Regions from separate parts of the Homo sapiens genome. Here region 2 is linked to region 1. The links are chromatin contacts, found by Hi-C or POLR2A ChIA-PET in ENCODE. All regions are on one chromosome and are shown on one strand. The core of a region is the stretch at or near the end of the contact, and the rest is flanking DNA. Distances in the headings are between cores, read along the strand shown.

The links. A loop is a pair of places that touch in the nucleus more often than their neighbours do. ChIA-PET counts read pairs that join two places held with the same protein, here RNA polymerase II (POLR2A). Pooled maps may share reads with other maps.
Region 2: a loop to region 1 is called in a pooled map, with 4 times the contacts of the local background. The contact joins two enhancer-like sites. A Hi-C loop is called at or near these places in 2 of 50 pooled maps. POLR2A ChIA-PET finds 5 or more read pairs at or near these places in 8 of 52 experiments (Caco-2, HCT116, HEK293T and 5 more).

The regions. Positions count from the first base shown.
Region 1 is chr17:43,371,258-43,373,957 of GRCh38, forward strand. LINC00910 (long intergenic non-protein coding RNA 910) reads right to left here. Exons shown (of 6, transcript NR_027412.1): 5 at 1-169. LOC105371785 (a long non-coding RNA gene) reads left to right here. Exons shown (of 2, transcript XR_007065761.1): 2 at 1,329-2,552. Among named protein-coding and RNA genes, the nearest start is that of LINC00910, 16 kb to the right of the region's middle. Within about 2 kb of position 1,399, at least 16 of the 41 ENCODE cell types and tissues checked have a DNase peak (open chromatin) inside an H3K27ac peak, as active enhancers do.
Region 2 is chr17:43,577,461-43,580,160 of GRCh38, forward strand. No RefSeq gene overlaps it. Among named protein-coding and RNA genes, the nearest start is that of ETV4, 32 kb to the left of the region's middle. RefSeq lists enhancers at 1,519-1,568, 1,549-2,166. Within about 2 kb of position 1,436, at least 11 of the 41 ENCODE cell types and tissues checked have a DNase peak (open chromatin) inside an H3K27ac peak, as active enhancers do.

The sequences.
Region 1 (2,700 bases), core at 149-2,648:
AGGGATGGATGGGTTCCTGTGCCCAAGTGGCAGGTGGGCCTTTGCCAGGAGCACGGATGGCTCATCCACAGCACCAGAGGGGAAGGTAGAGGTGGTGGTTACACGTGGAGGAGGTGGGTGGATGTGTCCTGGGAACTCACGGAAGTTTCCTCTGATTGTTTCTATTCCCCTGGGGACATAGAAAGCAAGGTAGTCAGCTGAGGTTCTTTGGAGGTTGAAGAAGAAAGTGAGAATCAGCTGTCTGGAAAATGTAAGATCTATACATTAGGGAAACAGGATGATTTCACTTCTCAACACTAAGAGGCTCACCTGAGTCAGTGATTGCAAAGTTAACCCCCACTATACCACCAGGGTCCCTTGGACCCAAAGTTATAGCTGACTAATCCATTCTTCTTCCCACCCCGAGCCCCCATTCATTTCCGTTTCTTTTTGGAGCAATTCTAGATGTACATACTGATATTTCATGACCTTTGTTCTTTTACAGGTCTTCCAATGAAATAAATAAGTTTCTTTCTTCCCCCCCTCTCCTCCCCCCCGCTTTTTTTTTTTTGAGATGGAGTCTCACTCTGTTGCTCAGGCTGAAATGCAGTGGCACGATCTTGACTCACTGCGGCCTCTGCCTCCAGGTTTCAAGAGATTCTCCCACCTCAGCCTCCCAAGTGGCTGGGTTTACAGGCATGCACCACCATGCCCGGCTAATTTTTGTGGTTTTAAGGTGGGAAATTAAAGAAAAATAAAATTAAAAAGAAAGAGAAATAAATTTTCATGTATTAGGCCGACTTGTCCCAGAGGCAGCAACGGGCACAGCCCAGACCCAGGAAAAGTCTTGATAATATTATCTAATGTGCTCTGGAGACTCTCTCAGCAATCCCTCAACATAAGGAGAAGAAAAACAAATTTTCCTTTGTTTTATGGAATGAGTTTATAGATTCCTGTTCTCTGTAACTGTAGGGTCCAGCCCTACTGGGCCTTGCGGGTTGTTCTCTTCGTGTGCAGAGACGAGAGACGGTAGAAAAATATGACACGAGACTAAGAGATAGTAGGAAAGACAGCTGGGCCCAGGGGGCCACTACCATCAATGCACGGAGTCCAGTAGTGGCCCCGAATGCCTGAAGGTGCTGCTATTTATTGTATACAAGGCAAGGGGGCAGGGTAAGGAGAGTGAGTCATCCCAAGTGATTGATAAGGTCAAGCAAATCACATGGGGGTCTTCTTTGTGGTAGCAGAAGCAGAGAGAGGACCACATATGTCAGCATTTTTTCTATGCACTTATCAGAGAGATCAAAGACTTTAATACTTTCACTAATTCTGCTACTGCTATCTTCTAGGAACTTAAAAGAGGAACCAGGTGTACAGGCAGAACATGAAAGTGGAAAGGAGCGTGGCCACTGAAGCACAGCACCACAGGGAGGGGTTTAGTCCTCCAGATGACTGCGAGCAGGGCTGGATAATGTCAGACCTCCCACTAGAGCTGGTGGAGCAGAGTGTTCTCTAACTTCCCCCAAGGAAAGGGAAACTCCCTTTCCCGGTCCGCTAAGTAACGGGTGCCTTCCCAGGCACTGGCGCTACCGCTAGACCAAGGTGTCCTCAAGCGGCCTTTATCAGGATGTGATAGAGGACTTTCACTCTTATCTTCTGCTCACTTCTCACAATGTCCCTTCAGCTCCTGACTCTGTATTGGCTGGTCTTTCCTCGGTTATAATAATAATACAGAGATTAATACTAAAAACTAATGATTGATAATATCCATATATAATCATCTCTATATCCTATTTCTTTTTCTTTTTTTTTTTTTTTTTGACATGGAGTTTCACTCTGTCGCCCAGGCTGGAGTGCAGTGGCGTGATCTCAGCTCACTGCAAGCTCCACCTCCTGGATTCATACCATTCTCTCGCCTCAGCCTCCTGAGTAGCTGGGACTACAGGCGCCTGCCACCATGCCTAGCTAATTTTTTGTTTTTGTATTTTTAGTAGAGACAGGGTTTCACCCTGTTAGCCAGGATGGTCTCAATCTCCTGACCTCGTGATCCGCCCACCTTGGCCTCCCAAAGTGCTGGGAGCCACTGCATCCAGCTCTATTTCCTACTTCTAATATAACTTTTCTTATTCTAACTATTTTCTTTACTATATTGGAACAGGTTGTGCCCTCAGTCTCTTGCCTCAGCACCTGGGTAGGTTTCCGCCTACATGTAACCAGTGACTTCAAATATTCTGTTTTATCTAAGAAGTACAACGAAGGTCATGAGAAGCCTGAGTAGGCCTGAACTACAGCTGCCTGGGCACCATAGTGAAGGTTATAGGATAAGCCCATGCCCAGACAAACCTAGATAACGGACATCTGGGTTACTTGGCAACAGTCATGTGCAATCCTGTCTTTGTCCTGCCTCTGTATTGCTGCTTTTCACACCACTGTAAGCTTGCTTCAAGCTAGCCCACCACCTTCTGTGAAGTATGTATAAAAGTCAGATGCTGTCTTTGTTCCGGGCCCAGTCTTTTGGACGTTGAGTCAGCTGGGCCTGAGTGCACTCAATAAAGATTCTAGTTTCAACCTGAGGTCTCTCTCGTCCTCCTGAATCCTGCAACATTTCCAGTAGAGACAGGATTTCACCATGTTGGCCAGACTGGCCTCAAACGCCTGACATCAAGTGATCTGCCCACCTCTACCTCTCAAAGTGCTGGGATTACATGCGTGAGCCACCAT
Region 2 (2,700 bases), core at 186-2,685, 210 kb after region 1:
CTGAAGTGCATTTGGCTTCTGCTACATGTCAGGAACTAGGTGAGTGCTAATCTCCTGACCCTCGTTGAGTAACTGGGAGAAGATTACACCCAACTCCCAGCTGAGGACGTTGAGGCTCAGAGGGGTGAAGTAGCTCATCCAGGACTTCCTGATGCTGAGCCTCTTCTCTTAAGGAGTTGGCCCAATAGGGTGAGGAGGGATGAGATGGCCCACCTTTATGATCTGTGTCCTCAGACCAGCTTCTTTGTCCTGCCACAGAAAGCCCCCTATGAATAGAACCTTCTTTGCACAAACTCCTTGCCTCCTGCCACTTCACCCCCTCCCCATTGCAGCTTCCCACGAGTTCCTTTCCAGAGCCGTCGCTTGCTGAATGGGTTGCTAGTGGAAATGTGGTTTTCAAATTTGGGAAATCTCCATTAAGTCCTTTTATTTAAGGAGGATGTCATTATCGCGCCTCCCTGAGGACTATTACGGTTCTATTAGGCAAGGCCGCAGACTTCCTAGGTACTGTCTGGGGTCTGATTCCTGGGCAGGAAAATGCAAGACAGGAAGAAGGGGAGGGGGGTTCAGAGAGAGAACAGAGGCTGGGGAGGGGAAGCAGAAAGAAGAAAGGAGGAGAAAGAATGAAAGAGAATGCGGGAGGGAAAGAGAAAGGAGTGAGGAAGTGACAGAGGGAGAGGCAAAGAGCCCCTCACCCCCCAGGCAGAGGAGAGAGGGCAGAGGAGACCCTGGGCCACTTGGCCATCCGACAGTCTAGAGGATTTACAATGAAACTGGACGCGAGCTGCCCGGAACTGGCTTCTCTCTTTCATTAGAGACAGGGGATCCTGGGGAGTTCTTCATGCCTTCCGGCTGCCAGCCCACCTTGGGGCCTCCACGTTCAGATTTGGGAGAGGCCTCAGTGAGGGCTGGGAGGGAGGAAGAGGATGCCCAGGGAGGGTGGTTCTGGAAACTAGGTCTGAGCTCAGTTGGCCCAGAAGGGTGTTGGCCTGCCTGACCACTCTGGTGAACATAATGTTTTCCCATTCTCTGCTGCCCCCTCTAGAAGGCAAGCTCCAGAAAAGCAGACCTTCTCTCTGTTCTGTGTTCTCTCTGCTCCCAGTCACTAGAACAGTGCCAGACGCATAGTAGGTGTTCCATAAGTGTTTGTGGAGAGAATAGTAAATAATAGAAGTGGAAACAATTCCACTGCTTCCCCATCCTCTCCCTTGCTGCATTCAGAGCAAAGGTGGATGGACCTCCTCTCTGTTCTCAGTAAAGGCTTGTGACCCTTTACACACACACACACACACACACACACACCCGGGCAGGAGGGTCAGGAATCGCATGGCAAGCAGCTGACACTGGCTTGGCCAAATGAGAAAGGAAAATATATATGCCCCTCCTGGGACCTTCTTGTTAGGGGGTTACCATCTGCGGGCTGCCTGCTGGAAGTGCTTTAGCCTCTGGGCAGGAAGGCTGATGTTCTGCGACAAACATCCTGGCTGGGAAATCCCCTGGCCCGTAGGTCCCTAGGGCCTGGGCAGCCTCCTTCCACGCCATCCTGCCCTCTTCAGACCTTCCCCTGGCTCCTGGGCCTGAAGCCGGGCCACCTCTCTCTGCCTCTGAGGGGCTCCCCCGTGAGAGCTAGCCCAGTGCCCCTGGGGCGTCCCCTCCCTCGGAGCTCCTGTGCTGAAGTGATTAATGAGGCAGGGACAAAGCCTTTCTTACCAGCTGTGTCAACATGCCCCTTACCCCGCGGCCCTGCTAGCTACAGGTATGGGGAAGCAGCCCCCCACCCCCACACCACTGCCCTAGGCAATTGCCTCCTCCAAGCCTGTTTGCCCCTTACCTGGGCTCTCTTCAGGGTCCCAGGCCTCCCACTGGGCCATCAGTGTCTGATGGTGATGATGATGATGATGATTTTATGATGCTTACAGCACTTGATGTTTGCTGAGAGCATGACTCTCCTTTTTCTCAGCTCCTCTTTCCAGCTGCCTGAGCCAGGGGATCAGGTGTGGCTGTCTTTGGGTGACGGGGAGCAACTGGGCTACAGTTGCTGGGACTGATACTGCCTCCTCTGTGAAGCCTTCCCTGATCACCTCTAGCAGGCTTTGTGTCTATCCCTCTCCTCCCGTCCCTTTGTGTGTGGAGCTCGTCTGTTCCCCTCACTGCTTCCTTAAGGGAGGAGATTCCTTCTCTGGGTATGCATCTTTGTACCTCATCCCTCTTTCCCCACACCTCCATTCTCAAGACAGCCTAGCACGGTGCTTGGCGCGTGCTATGTGCTATGATAAATACTTATGGAATGAACCAATGACTTGTAGATCTGGAATGATCTGGAATTCCATGGCGTAGGTCTGTGTTGTCTGTGGTTCTGCAGACTGATTACCTTGTGTTTGATCTGTCTCAGACCTGCCCAGGACCACACATCCTGCCTCTGGCCCCAGCTGGTCTTTGTGGGGTTTCTAGTGGTTGCTGCCCAAGGAACTCTGTTGGGGAGGACGGTGACCTTGTGCTGGGGAGGACGATGACCTTGTGCTGGGGAGTGGTGAGGGTGCGGTGGGGATTCAGAAAGCTGGAAGCAGCCACATGCTTTTTTTTTTTTTTTTAATGAACATTACATTTTAGAATAATGTTAGACCTATAGAAAAGCTGCAATGATAGCACATAGTTCTCATATACCCTTTACCCAGTTTCCCCTCATGGTAACATATTATG